2 separate regions of the Homo sapiens genome follow, and region 1 is linked to region 2. The links are chromatin loops, found by intact Hi-C in ENCODE. Cell type or tissue: HCT116. All regions are shown on one strand. Links, peaks and the distances in the headings refer to the core of each region. The heading gives the core; the rest is flanking DNA.

Region 1 (8,867 bases), core at 356-8,355, 99 kb before region 2:
TTCACAATCTAGAACTCAAAGATTGACTCTTCCGATAACATCAGAGAAAGACTGCCCTTGATGTCTATACTACAGCAAAACTTTGGGCCTTGAACCATGGGTTCATAATCTCACAACTGAAAAGGGGGTCCCTGCATACTCTTGGAACAGTACACTCATTGGAACCCTTAAGGTAAAGCTAACCACAGAAATTTCTGCCCAGAAGAGGATGGCATCCTTGATGTGAACAGCTTTTTCCAAGATCATGGGTCAAGACTTTTACTATTACGAGACTCTTATCTTTGGATATTTTTTTCCTTGCTTATGCCTTTATGAACAATAGAAGTGAAAAGGGAGTCTGTTATGTGCATGTATTTACTTTTATTTATGAATTATTTTGCAGCCAGCCTTAATACATGGATAACCTTATACTTTGATAAAGATGAAGACCCAATGTAGGTGAGAAACTTTAATGGTACATACATTGCCTCATAATCAGTCAGAAACAGAACATTGGTTCACTTCTCTTAACCCATATTATGGTTAAAGGGAACATTGCCAGGAGGCCTTTACTCTTCTAGAAGGGCATAGTACGTTTTTTTTTTTTTTCCCATAGTTGGAGTAAAAGAGGCAATGATTAGAAATGTCTCCCTTATGAGAGGAACTACAGTAGATTCTACTGTACAGGCTATAGTTACACAACAGACTTTAAATTCTCATGTGAAAATGATGCTAAATAATAGAATTGGCTAAATAGAGAAGTATATGTGCAGCTGCTGGCACTTATGGCCTATGGAGAAGACACTGGGTATTATAGAGATTCAGTTGTAGGGGATTAATGAAAAGACTAGTTAGTTAAGCAACTAGACTCTTTATCTAGCTCATTCTTTGATCTATTTGATTTTAGGTGGTTTGGTTTATGGGAACCCATGGTAAGGAGCATACTCCAAACTCTTGGTATTATCCTCTCAATAGTCATAATATTCTCTGGTGCACTGTATTCTCTCAAATGTTTTAAGTGTTTGCATGCAGCCATGTCTAGAATGCCAAATGGTCTCTCTTCAACTGGAATGACAAGAACTGAAAGAAATGTGTGACCATGAGGACACTGTAGCTTATGAATGACAACCTGAGACCAGAAACCCAAAATGATGGTAACTGAGAGTGGCACTGAGTGACTAAATTTTGGTAACACTCTCACCTAAGTGAGAACCTGATGAAAAAGTTTTTGGTTTTTTTTTTGTCTTTTTTTTTTTGAGATGGAATCTCACTCTGTCGCCCAGGCTGGAGTGCAGTGGCATGATCTCCGCTCAATGTAACCTCTGCCTCCTGGGTTCAAGTGATTATCCTGCCTCAGCCTCCTGAGTAGTTGGGACTCCAGGGATGTGCTGCCACACTCAGCTAATTTTTGTATTTTTAGCAGAGGTGGGCTTTCACCATGTTGACCAGGCTGGTCTTGAATCCCTGACCTCAGGTGATCCTTCTGCTTTGGCCTCCCAGAGTGCTGGGATTACAGGGGTGAGCCACCATGCCCGGCCAGATTTTTTTTTTAAAACAAAATTATGGATGTCCATTGTTTTGGATTGAGCTTATGCACTAGGCCCCAAGAAACCAAACCAAACAAAAATGGAGTTGCTTTTGCTAAATGTGACATAATCAAACTGACACTTTAAGTAAACTCATAGATCCTAGAATGAACCAGGTTTTGTTTTTCTCCTGTAAACAGGATGCTGCAGCATAAAGAGGTACCCTCTACTCAGTCCTTGTTCCTACCTTTGAAAAATTCACTGTTCTACTGTTTCCAAGTGGGTTTCAAAACCAAAAAGTATATTAATGATGGTAATATGACATCAATAATTGAAGTTTTGGTCAATCTCTCAAAATTGAGAAAATGACCAAAAGGGGAGAATTGTTAAAGCAAACTAAATGTGGCCTGAGAATATACTTCTATATTTGAGTCCTTGTGGATGAACTGCAAACTAGCTTGATAGGTAGACAAGATTGAAAACCTAACTTTGGCGTATGCAACAATAGCTGAGTCTTGGCCAATTCCAGCAGCCATACTTCAACCACTCATACACTGCTGAGTGTTCAAACTGTGTTCAAATAAGGCAAATGCCGAGCTGTAACCAATCCAGTTGTTTCTGTATCTCACTTCTGATTTCTGTATGTCACTTTCCTTTTTTTTTTTGTCTATAAATTTGTTTTTACCACGAGGCATCTCTGTAGTCTCTCCAAATCTGCTGTGATTCTGGGGGCTACCTGATTCACAGATCGTTCTTTGCTCAATTAAACTCCTTTAAATTTAATTCAGCTGAAGTTTTTCTTTTAACAAGGGAATGCTTTCAATTTTTCCCCATTAAGTATGATGTTGGTTGTGGTTTTGTCATACATGACCTGTATTGTGTTGAGGTACATTCCTTCTATGCCTAGCTTGTTGAAAATTTTTATCATGAAGGGTGTGCTGAATTTAATCAAATCCTTTTTCTGTATTGAGATGATCATATGGTTTTTGTTTTTAATTCTGTTAATATGATATATCATATTTATTGATCTGCATATGTTGAACCATCCTTGCATTCCTGTGATGAATCCCACCTATTCATGGTATATTATCTTTTTGATGTGCTGTTGAATTTGGTTTGCTAGTATTCTGTTGAGGAATTTTACATCTGTGTTCATCAGGGATATTGGTCTGTAGTTTTCTTTTTTTTATTTTATCCTTATCTGATTTTGGCATGAGGGAGGTACTGACATTGTGGAATGAGTTAAAGAAAATTCATTCCTCCTTGATTTTTTGGAATAGTTTCAAGAGGATTGGTATTAATTCTTTGTATATTTGATAGAATTTGGCTGTGAATTCATCTGGTCCTCGGCTGTTTTTTTTGGTTGAGAGGTTTTTATATTCCTGATTAAATCTCGCTATTCGTTATTGGTCTGTTCAGGAGTTAGTTCTATTTCTTCCTGTTTCAATCTTGGTAGGTTGTGTGTTTCCAGGAATTTATCTATTTCATCTAGATTTTCTAGTTTGTGAGCTTATAGTTGTTCATAATAGGAGGAGGAGAAGATTCTTACTGATAATTTGGATACTGAAGGTGAAAGAATGTTAGGAATAAAATAAAATTGAGGAATATAAATGATACAATGTTAAAAGAAGACAGAGGAAACTTATGGGGAGATAGATTCTAAGACTTGAACAGGATGAAAATCAGACTTGGTGCCTGGCTGCCAAGCTGTAGTATTTTCCAGAAGCAGCTATGTTTCTCTGATTGAAACATGTGGGAATGTACCAGGGTGCATTTCCCTGATTGAAACACGTGGAAATATACTCAGGAACCTCCTTACTGCTCAGATTTCACTCACAAACTCAAACCTCAGGATTTTTTCAATACAACCACTAGGTGGCACTAATGGTACATTCTCTATATAAAGCTGCTATTAACTTGAAGGATCTCTTTCCTGTTGCTGAATTTGCTCTGGGGTCACAGTAGGGGATCCTAGTTCTAGTACCTCCTGGCTATACCATGAGTAAATGATTTAATACTAATATAACCCGTGTGTTCTTAGAGGAAATGACTTTTATTCTGAGTCTTCCTAGAGAATGTGACTTAAAAATTTATTGAGCACACTTCCCCTATATTTGTAAAATAATAACATAACTTTAAGTCAAGATTGGTCTGTGAGCAACTTGCTTTTTTTGTATGTGCTTTCAGATGGACAAGTATTGTAGAAGGATTTTTTTTTTCCTGCAGTATCTCCACAGGAGAAGAAGAGAATCTCTTAGATTAATCCCTCAGGGGCAGATTTCTTGGTATTTAGTTGATTTTTAATTATACTTATGGTACAAGGACTTGACTGAAAACCTTTTAAGGCATTATGGCTGGCATTATCTTTGAAACAATATTTCTATATTTTTTATCACCGCCTACTCAAGCAAGCAGTCAATTTTGGGCTCATTGCTTCAGAGGAGGAATGTAGCAGGACAGGAAATAGATGCATGTTGTGAATCTCTCTGAGTATTGTGTTTCAAAATTCTAAATCTTAATATGAAGAGGATTTATGGGAATAGAACAAGTGCTGATCAGAAGCTGGGAAGACATCAAGGTTATATACCATGTCCCAGACTAGAAAGAACTTTCTTCAGGATGGGAAGTAAAAAGGGATAGAGGCCCATGGGACCAGGGAAAAGAGGGACCTGGGGCAAGAAGGACCTAGGGCTTGCTTCCAGTGCCATTAGGGTGGCTGCAAAACCCTACAGAGGGAGTGGGAATCCTCTGGCATTATATAACATTTCTCTCCCAAAGTTGTTTATGGAAATGGCAGAGAGCCATAAAAACTGAAGAGGCCAAGTCATCAGAGATAATGAATGTCACAGTAACAAACCACCCGTGTGGACTGGGCCATTCCTTATTAATCACTTCCCCCACAAACTCCAGTGCCTTGGCACTTCATATAAATTTGGGAAAGGGTAAGACTAGCATCAAGTATTTTCTATTACTCCATATCCTGGGGGCTTGGGATAAAAGTTGTTGTAGAAAAGAAATGTATTTTTCTTATACATCTGAATATGTGGACTGGGTTTTATTCTTCCTCTTCTGGGAGGTCTTTTCTCTGTTTAGTTTAGTATCCTGGAATTCTAATTTTTCCCAGCATGGCTGAGACACCACCACCTCCTTTGAATGCTTTTGCTCAGTGGGGTTGAAAGTGATCTTTTCTTTGGAACTTTTGAAACATGTCAGTTGCCTTACAGGATACTTCTCCATCCTAATTCGAATTGTGGTTATTCAAGAACATGGCATCACAGCAAGGATCATAGTATATGCATGGTTTAAATTGCCATCACATTTAATATAATATGTAGTGAATTGATATTTGCTAATGTCAGGGAGTAAGTACAGTAGTATAGTCATATTAATAGTAGTTTGAAGTGAAGCAGCAGATTCACATGGAGCTACATCGGGCTAAAATCTCATGCATTTAAATATTCTTCAGTGGATTGTTAGGTTCTGGGAGATTTTCTTTTTCTTTCTTCTCTTTGATGTTCTAACTACTAATATAAATGCCACTGCAATTAAGGTCAGGAATATTTACCATGATGTCATGCTCTGTTATCATTGAGAAATTATGGTTGCATAGGAATCTATGTAATATCTGAAAGACATATAATTTTCGTTTCTTTAAAAAATGTTGATCAATTTTATAAAATGATGCAGGATTGTTGAAAAAAATTGTAATATAGAGAAGTATAGCAAGAAATGTAAAAATCACCTGATACCATTTCAAAAGAAGGCAATTACTATTAACATTTATGGGGGCCCTTCCATCTCTCTCTCTCCATTTATATATTTACATATATAATTATTTCACATAAATAAGGCTGTGTCATACATGTTATGAGGTAACTGCTTTTTTCTACTTATCAATATATGCCTTTCTATGTCAATAAATAGGAATTTCTAAATAACTTTTAAAGACTGCATAGTTTTTCATCATATATAAGTACTCTGATTTATTTAAGTCATGTCCTTTTCATAGGCTACACACTAACTAGATTACCTTGGTAGATCCCAATATGTGCACAAATACAAGTTAACCTCAAATATAAATATACATATATAAACTTTTAAGGATCCAAATGAAATATTTCAGTTTATTTAAAAAATATTGAATTAGTTACACACAAACTTGAAATCTATTATTTTTAAATTATTCTTTTCCTAATTTTATAAAACTACTTCACTGTTGTTTTGAGAGGTCTATTTTGAGTCATTGATCATACATCTCCTGCACAAATAATCTTTTTTAAAAGATCAAAGTTGTTTCATTTACAGCACTTTTTGAATTACTGTATGTAGCAGTCATTGAAGTTTATCCCAACTTAAAGGACCTATTTGCTCTTTGTGATCTCTGCATGTTATCATTCACTTTACTGTTTTTTTGTTTGCATCACTTTAAAATTGTTTTCTATTTTAAATTTGAAATACATCACACATTTTGAACAGAGCAGAAAAATATTACATTTTAAAAATACTAATGATAATAATAATAACAAGAAAACAGATTTTTCTGGGTAGAGGATACATAATTTGCAGCCTTTTTTTGGGAGAAGATCAGAGCCCCTTTCAGTGTCTAATGAATGCTACAAACCTAATCTGATTAAGTAGCAGAGTTTATTGAAGGAAGGTAAAGTACATTTCTTTTTATTTTAAATTTCCAACTTTTATTTTAAGTTCAGGGTTACATGTGCAGGTTTGTTACATAGGTAAATGTGTACCATGGTGATTTGCTGCACAGATCATCTCATCACCTAGGTATTAAGCTCAGCGTCCATTAGCTATTTTTCTTGATGCTTTCCCTCCTCCCACCCCCCACCCTCTGACAGGCCCCAGTGTGTGTTGTTTTCTCCCACATGTCCATGTGTTCTCATCATTCAGCTCCCACTTATAAGTAAGAACACATGTATTTGGTTTTCTGTTCTCGCATTAGTTTGTTGATAATGGTCTCCAGCTCCATCCATGTCCCTGCAAATGACATGGTCTCATTTATGTGCCACATTTTTTTAATCCAGTTTATCACTGATGGCCATTTAAGTTGATTCCATGAGTTTGCTATTGTGAACAGTGCTGCAATGAACATACATGTACATGTATCTTTATAATAGAGTGGTTTATATTCTTTTTTTTTTTTTTGAGATGGAGTTAAACTCTTATTGCCCAGGCTGGGGTGCAATGGCATGATCTCAGCTCACTGCAACCTCTGTCTTCTGAGTTCAAGCGATTCTCCTGTCTCAGCCTCCCAAGTAGCTGGGATTACATATGCCAACCACTACGCCCAGCTGATTTTTGTATTTTTAATAGAGACAGGGTTTCACCATGTTGGCCAGGCTAGTCTTGAACTCCTGACGTCAGGTGATCCGCCTGCCTTGGCCTCCCAAAGTGCTGGGATTACAGGCATGAGCCACTGATCCCTGCCAGAATGGTTTATATTGTTTTACGTATATGTCCAATAATGAGATTGCTGGGTTGAATGGTATTTTTGCCTCTAGATCTTTGAGGAATTGCCACACTGTCTTCCACAATGGTTGAACTAATTTACACTCACAACAACAATGTATAACCATTCCTTTTTCTCCACAACCTCGCCAGCATCTGTTTTTTGATTTTCTAGTAATAGCCACTCTGACTGGTGTGAAATGGTATCTCATTGTGGTTTTGATTTGCATTTATCTAATGATCAGTGATGGTGAGCTTTTTTTCATATGATTGTTGGCCACATGTATGTCTTCTTTTAAAACGTGCCTGTTTGTGTCCTTTGCCTACTTTTAATTGGGTTTGTATTTTTTCTTATAATTGAGTTTACGTTCTTTATAGATGCTGGATGTTAGACTTTTGCCAGATGCATTCTTTGCAAAATTTTTCTCCCACTCTGTAGGCTGTTTACTCTGTTGATAGTTTCTTTTGCTGTGCAGAAGCTCTTTAGAAGTGTAATTAGATCCCGTTCATCAATTTTTGCTTTTGTTGCAATTGCTTTGGTGTCTTGGTCATAAAATCTTTGTCCATGCCTATATCCTGAATGGTATTGCCTAGGTTTTCTTCTAGGGTTTTTGTAGTTTGAGGTTTTACATTTAAGTCTTTAATCCATATTGAGTTAATTTTTATATAAGATGTAAGGAAGAGGTCCAACTTCAGTTTTCTGCATATAGCTAGCCAGTTTTCCCAGCACCATTTATGAAATAGGGAATCCTTTTCCCATTGCTTTTGTCTGGTTTGTTGAAGATCAAATAGTTGTAGGTGTGTGGTCTTATTTCTGAGTTCTCTATTTTGTTCCATTGGTCTATGTGTCTGTTGTTGTACCAGTACCATGATGTTTTAACCAAAACCACTGTAACCACTGTAACGTTTTAGTATAGTTTGAAGTCGGGTAGCATGATTGTTTAGAATTGTCTTGGCTATTTGTGCTCTTTTTTGTTTCCATATGAATCCTAAAATAGTTTTTTCTAATTCTGTGAAGAATATCTGTGGTAGTTTAGTGGGAATAGCATTGAATCTATACATTACTTTGGGCAGTATGGCCATTTTAACGATACTGATTCTTTCTATCCATAAGCACAGAATGTTTTTCCATTTGTTTGTGTCCTTCTGATTTCTTTGAGCAGTGGTTTGTAGTTATCCTTGAAGAGGTCCTTCACTTTCCTTGTTATCTGTATTCCTAAGTATTTTATTCTTTTTGTAGCAATTGTGAATGGGAGTTCATTCATGATTCGGCTCTCTGCTTGCCTGTTGTTGTATAGGAAAGCTAGTGATTTTTGCCTATTGACTTTTGTACCCTGAGACTTTGCTGAAGTTGCTTATCAGCTTAAGAAGCTTTCGGGCTGAGACTATGGGGTTTTCTAGATATAGGATCATGTTATCTGCAAACAAAGATAATTTGACTTCCTCTCTTCCTATTTGAATACCCTTTATTTCTTTCTCTTGCCTGATTTTCCTGGCCAGAACTTCCAATACTATGTTAAATAGGAGTGGTGAGAGAGGGCATTCTTGTCTTGTGCTTGTTTTCAAGGGGAATGCTTCCAACTTTTGCCCATTCAGTATGATATTGGCTGTGGGTTTGGCATACATGGCTCTTACTATTTTTAGGAATATTTCTTCAATATCTAGTTTATTGGGAGTTTTTAAAATGAAGGGATGTTAAATTTTATCAAAGGCCTTTTCTGTATCTATTGAGATAATCATATGGTTTTTGTCTTTAGTTCTGCTTATGTAATGAATCACATTTATTGGTTTGTGTATGTTGAACCAACCTTGCATCCTGGGGATGAAACCAACTTGGTCATGTGGATAAGCTTTCGGATGTGCTGCTGGATTCAATTTGCCAGTATTTTATTGACA
Region 2 (8,867 bases), core at 422-8,421:
TTCTTGCTCAGACTCTATGACACCCCCTTAGAAACTGGATTATCATGGGGATTTCTTTTCTGGATAGATAGTCTAGGTAGCTGTAGTTCAGTCTGAATGTGAAAACTCAATGTTTAATCTCCTGTTAAGATAAGAGTCAAGTTAGGCAGTTTCAGTAAAACATTTCATTTGGTTTCAAGGTATAAGCACTTTTGATATAAACTTTGCTCTGTGAAAAAGATGCACATTAATAACTAACAAGATTATTGTAAGCTTAAAAAATTTGGAATATTCAGACATAAACCAAACTGAAATTTATTTTTTGATTATCTGTGAAAGTTGGAATAAACAAATTAATAATATAAATAAAGATGTAGGGAATTTTTTATTATATATTTTAAGATGTACACATGTAGTTTTGATATACATAGTGAAATAATGCTATTGTTGAGCAAACGAATCAATCTATCACCTTCTATAGTTACCTTTTATGTGTGTGGTAAGAGCATCTAAAATCTACTCTCTTAGCAAATTTTCAGTATATAATAGAATATTATTAACTATAGTCCTCATGCTGTCCCTTAAATCCCTAGACTTATTTGTCCTACATAATTGAAAATTTGTATCTTTGACCTGTTTATCCCTATTTCCTCCTTTTCTATACCATAATAACCACCATTCTACTCTGTTTTTATGTGTCCAGCTTTTTAAAATTTCTACACATAAGTGAGATCATGCAGTAGTTTTCTTTCTGTATGTGGCTTATTTCACTTAGCATAATGTCCTCTAGGCTCATCCATGTTGTTACATATGGCAGTATCTTCTTTTTAAAAGCTGAATAACAGTTCATATATCTCAACTTCTTTATCAGTTTTTCTATTTCATTGGTGGACACTTAGCTTGTTTCCATATCTTAGCTACTTTGAGTAACACTGCAAGAAAGATGGGAGTGCAGATATCTCTATGGCATGCTGATTTCATTTTCTTGGGTATACACCCAGCAGAGGGATTGTAGGGTCATATGATAGTTCTATTTTTAGTTTTTTGCAGACAGTCCATACTGTTTTCTACAATGGTCATAATAATTTACATTCTCACCAATAGTACACAAGGGTTCCACTTTCTCCACACCCTTGCTGACACTTATCTTGTCTTTTTAGTGATACCCATTCTAACAGGTGTGAGGTAATACATCGCTGTGGTTTTTATTTACATTTCCCTGATGATTAGTGATGTTGAGCACTTTTTATAAACCTGTGGGCTATTTGTGTGTCTTCCTTGGAGATATGTCTATTTGGGTCCTTAGCCCATTTTTAAATAGAATTAATTGTTTTTTGCTGTTGTGTGAATTCTTTATATAATTTGAATATTCACCCCTTATTAGATATATGGTTTGCAAATATTTTCTCACAATCTGAAAGCTGCCTTTTCATTCTGTTGTTTCCTTTGCTTTTCAGTTTGATATAATCTCACTTGTTTATTTTTGTTATGATTGCCTGGAATTTTGGTGTGATTTCCAAAAAATCATTGCCAAGGCCAATATCAAGGAGCTTTTTCCATTATGCTTTCTTCTGGGAGTTTTAGGGCTTCAGGTCTTATGTTTAGGTCTTTAATCTGTTTTTGAGTTGATTTTTGTGTATAGCATAAGATAAGGTCCAGTTTCATTCTTTTGCATGTGGAAATCCAGTTTCTCCAGTACCATTTACTGAAGAGGCTGTCCTTTCCCCATTGTGTCTTCTTGGTGGCCTTGTCAAAAATTAGTTGACTGTATATGCTTGGGTTCATTTCTGAACTCTATCCTATTCTATTGATCTATGTATTTGTTTTTAAGCCAGCACCATAATGTTTTGATTACTATAGATTTGTAATATGATTTGAAATTAGGAAGTGCGATACCTCCAAATTTGTTTTTCTTAAGATTGTTCTGGATACTTGGGGTCTTTTATGGTTCCATACAAGTTTTAGGATTTTTTTCTATTTCTGTGAAAAGGTTATTGAAATTTTGATGGGGTATAGGGATTGCATTGAATCTATAGATTGCTTCAGGTAATATGAGCATTTTGACAAAATTAATTCTTCCAATCTATACACATGAGATAGCTTTCCATTTATTTGTTTCTTCTTCAATTTCTTTTATTAGTGTATTATAGTTTTCATTACACAGATCTTTCACTTCCTTGCTTAAACTTATTTCCTAAATTCTTTAATCTTTTTGATGCTATTGTAATTAGGATTGTTTTCTTGATTGCTTTCTCGGGTAGAATAATACTGGTGTAAAGAAATGTAAAAATTTTTTTGGTGTTAATTTTGTGTCCTGCTACTCTACTGAATTCATTTATTCCAAAAGTTTTGCTGTGGGTGGCATCTTTGGGCTTTTCTATGTATAGGATCATATCACCTGCAAATAGGGATAAGCTTACTCCTTTCTGATTTGGATTTATATTATTTCTTTTTCTTGTCTAATTGTTCTTGCTAGTTCTTCCAGTACTATATTGAATAGAAGTGGCAAGAGGGACATTCTTGCCTTGTACTGGGTCTTAGAGTAAAAGCTTTCAGTTTTTCCCATTCATTATGATATTACATGTAAGCTTCTTATTAATGACCTTTATTAGGTTGAAGCACTTTTCTTCTATACCTATTTTGTTGAGGGTTTCTATCATAAAGGTTTGTTGAACTTTGTCAAATGCTTTTTATGCATCTATTCAGATGATCGTGTGGTTTTTGTCTTTCTTTTTGTTAAAGTGGTATATCACATTGATTGATTTGCATATGTTAAACCAACCTTGCATCCCATGGATAAGTCTCATTTGATCATGTATATAATCTTTTTGATGTGTTGTTGAATTTAGTTGGCTAGTATTTTATTGAGGATTTTTGCGTCAATGTTCATTAGAGATATTGGCCTGAAGGTTTTTTTCTTGTGGTATCTTTGCCTGGCTTTGGTTTTAGGGTGATGCTGCCTTCATAAAATGAATTTGGAAATATACCCTCTACTTCTATTTTTTGAAGAGATTAAGAAGTATTGGTATGAATTCTTCCTTGAATTTTGGTAGAATTCAGCTGTGAAGCCATCTGGCCCTGGGCTTTTCTTTGTTGAAAGGCTTTTGATTACTACTTCATCTCTATTTGTTATTGGTCTGTTCAGGCTTTCTGTTTCTCCTTGATTTAGTCTAGATGAGTTGTATGCTTCTAGGAATTTATCTATTTCCTATAGGTTACCCAATTTGTTGGACTATAATTGTTCATAATAGTCCCTTATGATCCTTTTTATTTCTGAGGCATCTGTTGTAATGTCTCCTCTCTCATTTCTGATTTTACTTATTTGAGTCTTCTCTCTTTTTTCTTTCTTTTAGTCTACCTAATGGTTTGTTGATTTAGTGTGTATATATATATATACTTTTTTTTAAAAAAACTCACTTTTGAATTTTTTCTGTAGTCTTTGTTTTCTCTATTTGTTTTTTCTCTGATTATAATTATTTCCTTCCTTTTGCTTACTTTGAGTTTAATGTTTTGTTTGCTTTTTAGTTCCTTGAGGTATACAATTAGTTTGTTTCTTTGAGATGTTTTTCTTTTTAGATGTAAGCATTTATTGGTATAAATCTTTCTCTAATAACTGCCTTTGCTGCATCCCCAAAATTTTGGAAAGTTGCGTTTTTGTTTTGGTTTGATTACAGATATTTTAAAAATTCCCCAGTTGATTTTCTAATTGACCCAATGGTTGTTTGAATGTCTTACTTAATTTTCATATATTTGTCAATTTTCTTGCTGTTACAATTTCTAGTTTCATTCCATTGTGATTGGAAAAGATACTTGGTATAATTTTATTATCTTAGATTTTTAAGACTATTCCATGTCCTCTGATCCAGGAGGCCTTAGGTAACTCTCCTGCAGCCTCTGTTGCCCTGTGACCTGCAGGTACTGGAAGATCCATAGGGAGAATGATAGGACACCTGGAAGCTGGGAAATGGTACAGGGAGATTCATACTATGAAGTCAGGACACCTCAGAATCTGGGAAATGTTTCTAGTTTAAGAGTGATTTGATTGACTGTTTCCAAAATGGCCAACTAGATGCAGCCAGGAAGTGCTGCTCCTATAGAGAGAGAACACAATTTCAACTACACCAACATAATTTGAACAGATCTTTGGAGAGATAACACTGAATGTGGATGGAAAAAAATATGCAGCTGTTAAGGCTGAAGAGGGAGGAAGTTGGGAATCCCAGGTGGAGTGCCTGAATGCTATGGCCCGTCCCCTGTCCTGAATGAAACCTGGGAGAAGGGGTGAGTGAAGGGACTGAGGGTCTGCTCATTCCCATCATTGACCTCTGGGGTTCTAGCTGCAAGGGACACCACACCCACACTGACTTGTGAGCTGGCAGGGGCATCTCCCTGGAGATTAGACAGAGATGAAGCTGTAGTAGGCACAGAGCCAGGAATATTGGAACATGGGTCAGCTCTGGTAAAGCCTGGACATACGTGCCCAACGCCAGGGCTACCAGCCTCCCTCAGAGAGGCTATGGCTCCAGCTAACTGCTGGGGACAAAGCAGAGCCTGCTTCCCTGCAGGATTGGAGCACATCTGTCCTGCAGGCCCGATGACGGCCCGCCAGCCCTTCCCAGGGCTCCTGCCTCGCTGTGGGGTAGAAGCATGTACACAGCGCAGCCTCCTGCCCAGCCTTGGTGCTTTGCACCACCTGAGTGCATTCCCGCAGCATGGGAGCCCTTCAGATCCCACACTGCACCTGAAACTCAACCCAGTGCATCTGGAGGAAGGAGCCCAAGTGGGTCCTGTAGCCTCAGAACTGCAGCCTGTGGTTCAGGAGTGCCAACCTGGGATCTGCACTTGGCAGTTGAATGGGGGAGGAGACTACACTTTCAGAAATCTGAGATGGCTGAGTCACACAGGTTTGCAAACTGATATGGGACCTAGCCATGCCTCCCTCCACAGAGTTGGTATGGTAAGGGTGTGGTGTATTTCCCTACCAGACCTCTGCCCAAGGGAGACCAGCGACCCCAAAGACATAAGAACAACAGTAGCAACATGACGGGCATAGTGCCAGTGATTGGAGGTGGCCGCCTTAAGTCCCAGAGTAGACCTGGCGAGGGTGTCATCTGTCTCCCCTTCAAACCGCATGACACAGCTACAAACACCAGAGGAGCCAAATGGCTGAATAGGAGCCTATTGTCCATTGCTCTCAAGCACCATCTACTGGATTGCCGCCCAAACTACAACACACACAAAAAAATCACTTTACTAATTCTCCTTCCTACAAAACCAAGAACATAAATTCTACCACAAAGACCCTGTACAGAGTCTTAATTCCCTGAAAACGTCCACAAATGAAGCCAACAGACTATACGCAATTTACACCACAATTAAAAGAATACCAGCCCTCCAAATGAGAAATAATCAGCATAAGAACTTTAGCAATGGCAGGGTGCAGTGGCTCACGCCTGTAATCCCAACACTTTGGGAGGCCAAGGCGGGTGGATCACCTGAGGTCAGGAATTCGAGGCCCAGCCTGGCCAACATGGTGAAACCCCATCTCTACCAAAAATACAAAAAATTAGCCGGCTTTGTGACAGGTGCCTGTAATCCCAGCTACTCAGGAGGCTGAGGCAGGAGCATCACTTGAACCCGGGAGTCGGAGGTTGCAGTGAGCCGAGATCGCGTTATTGCACTCCAGCCCGGGTGACAAGAGTGAAACTCCGTCTCAAAAAAAAAAAAAAAATACCCAATTGAACTTCCTGAGTGGAAAAATTTCAGAATACAATCAGAAGTATCAGCAGAATAGACCAAGCTGAGGAAAGAATCTCAGAGCTCAAAGACCGGTTCTTTGAATCAACTCAGACAAAAATTAAGAAAAATGAATAAAACCTCCAGAAATTTGAAATTATGTAAAGAGACCAAATCTACAACTCATTGGCATTCCTGAGGCAGAAGGAGAGATAATAAGCAACTTGGAAAATATATTTGAGAATATAGTCCATGAAAATTTTCATAATCTTGTAAGAGAGTTCAACATGCAAATCCAAGAAATACAGAGAACCAGAATCTCTGAGATGGAGCCAAAGCAGTGTTAAGAGAAACATTTATAGCCCTAAATGCCTTCATAAAGACATTAGAAACATGTGAAATTAACAATCTAACTTTTCACCTAAAGGAACTATGGAAAAAAAAGAACAAACCAACTCCAAAGCTAGCAGAAGAAAAGAAATAACTAAAATTAGAGAAGACCTTAATGAAATTGAGATGCAAAAATCCATACAAAAGATCAGTGAAACCAAGAGTTGGTTCTTTGAAAAAATAATTCAAATTGATAGAACCCTATTTAGATTAACAAAGAAAAAGAAAGAGTAAATCCAAATAAGCACAATGAGAAATGACAAAGATGATATTACAACTGATCCCACAGAAATACGGAAGATCCTCAGAGACTACTGTGAACAAGTTTATGCACACGTATCAATAATAGAAAATCTAGAAGAAATGGATAAATTCCTGGAAGTGCACAGTCTCCCAAAATGGAATCAGGAAGGGATTGAAATCCGAATAGACCATTATCTATTTTTGAAATTCAATTAGCAACAAAGAACGTACCAACCAAAAAAAGCCCTGGGCCAGATGGATGGATTCATAGTTAAATTCTACCACACCTACAAAGAACTGATACCCATCCTGCTGAAACTGTTCAAAAAATTAAAAGTGAGCAGTTCCCTCATAACTCATTCTATGAAGCCAGCATCAGCTTGATACCAAAGTCTGGCAAAGACACAATGAAGAAAGAAAACTTCAGACCCGTTTTCCTCATGAACATAAATGCAAAAATCCTTAGCAAATCAAATCCAGCAGCACATCAAAAAGTTAATACACCATGATCAAGCAGGCTTTATTCCTGGAATGCAAGGCTGGGTCAACATCACCACATAAAGAGCAAAAATCATATGATCATATCAGCAGATGTAGAAAAAGCCTTTGATAAAATCCAACATTCTTCCATGATAAAAACCCTCAACAGACTAGACATCAAAGGAACATACCTCAAAATAATAAGAGCTATCTATGACAAATCCAGAGCCAACCAGCGTCATACTGAATGGGCAAAAGCTTGAACTATTTTCCTTGAGAACTGGAACAAGACAAGAATGCCCACTTTCACCATTTGTATTCAACACAGCACTGAAAATTTTAGCCAGAGCGATCAGGCAAGAAAAATAAATGAAAGGCATCCAAATAGGAATAGAGGAAGTTAAAAGATCTATATTCACAGATGATAGAATTCTATACCTAGAAAACCGCATAGATTCAGTCAAGAGGCTCCAAGAAGATTTAATGGCTCCTAAATGATTATTTAATCATTTAAATACATGATTTCAATAGCGTTTTGGGATACAAAATCAATGTACAAAATTCAGTAGCATGTCTATACGCTACAAACATCTAAGCTGAGAGTGAATCAAGAACCCAATCCCACTCACAACTGTTACTAAGAAAATCAAATTCCTAGGAATACAACTAACCTAGAAGGTGAAAGAGCTGTACAAGGACAACTACAAAACACTGTTGAAAGAAATCAGAGATGATGAAAATAAATGAAAAAACATCCCATGCTCATTGATTGGAAGAATTTATATTGTAAAAATTGTCATACTCCCCAAAGCAATTTACAGATTCAGTGTTATTCTTGCCAATCTACCAATGTCATTCTTCACAGAATTAAAAAAAAAGCTATTGTAAAATTCATATAGAACCAAAAAATAGCCAGAACAGCCAAAGCAATCCTAAGCAAAAGGAACAAAGCTGGAGGCATCACACTACCTGATTTTAAACCATACCATAAAGCTACAGAAACCAAAACAGCTTGGTGCAGGTACAAAAACAGACACATACCAATGGAACAGAATAGAAAACTCAGAAATAAAGCCACACACCTACAACAATCTGATCTTTAACACAGTTGATAAAACCAAGCAAGGGGAAAAGGAATCCCTATTCAACAAATGGTACTGGGATAACTGGCTAGCCATATTTAGAATTTTGAAGCTGTACCCCTACATTTCAACATATACAAAAATTAACTCAAATGGATTAATGTTGTAAGTGTAAGACCTCAAGCTATAAAAATCCTAGAAGAAAATTTAGGAAATACTCTTCTTGATGTTAGCCTTGGCAAGGAATTTTTGACTAAGTCCCCAAAAGCAATTGCAACAAAGCCAAAAGTAGACAAGTAGAACCTAATTAAACATTGCTTCTGCACAGCAAAAGAAACAGATGATCTACAGAATGAGAGAAGATATTTGCAAACTGTGAATCTGACAAAGGCCTAGTATCCAGAATCTATAAGGAACTTAAACAAATCAAGAAGCGAAAAACAAATAACCCCATTAAAAAGTGAGCAAAGGATATAAAGAGACGCTTCTCAAAAGAAGACATACATGTGGCCAACAAACATATGAAAAAATGCTCAGCATCAGTAATCATTAGAGAAATGCAAATCAAAACCACAATGAGATGCCATCTCACACTAGTCAGGAAGGCTACTATTAAAAAGTCAGAAAAATAACAGATCCTAGAGAGGTTGTGGAGAAAGGGGAACACTTACACACGGTTAATGGGAATATGAATTAGTTATTTCACTGTGGAAAGCAGTCTGAAGATTCCTCAAAGAACTTAAAACAGAGTCACCATTTGACCCAACAATCCCGTTACTGGGTATATATCTAAAAGAAAATAAATTATTGTACTAAAAAGACACATGCACTCATATGCTTATTTCTACACTATTCACAATAGTGAGGACATGAAATCAACCCAGGCTCCTATCAATGGTAGATTGGATAAAGGAAATGTGGTAGATATATACTATGGACTACTATGTAGCCATAACA

The links. A loop is a pair of places that touch in the nucleus more often than their neighbours do. Peaks named below come from ENCODE experiments on the same cell type or tissue, not always from the same donor. Only the 100,000 strongest peaks of a DNase experiment are listed, where the experiment ranks them.
Region 1: it touches region 2 in a loop (14-fold over the local background); 54 of 110 quality-filtered maps call a loop at or near these places.

The regions. Positions count from the first base shown.
Region 1 is chr14:45,423,495-45,432,361 of GRCh38, forward strand. All of the region lies in intron 2 of LOC105370476 (a long non-coding RNA gene), which reads left to right. Among named protein-coding and RNA genes, the nearest start is that of MIS18BP1, 170 kb to the left of the region's middle. In HCT116, for the core only: a CTCF peak has its summit at 3,364 (motif pointing right); a DNase peak (open chromatin) is centred at 3,377.
Region 2 is chr14:45,522,299-45,531,165 of GRCh38, forward strand. All of the region lies in intron 2 of LOC105370476 (a long non-coding RNA gene), which reads left to right. Among named protein-coding and RNA genes, the nearest start is that of LINC02303, 190 kb to the right of the region's middle. In HCT116, for the core only: a CTCF peak has its summit at 5,195 (motif pointing left); a DNase peak (open chromatin) is centred at 5,133; H3K27ac peaks cover 517 bases.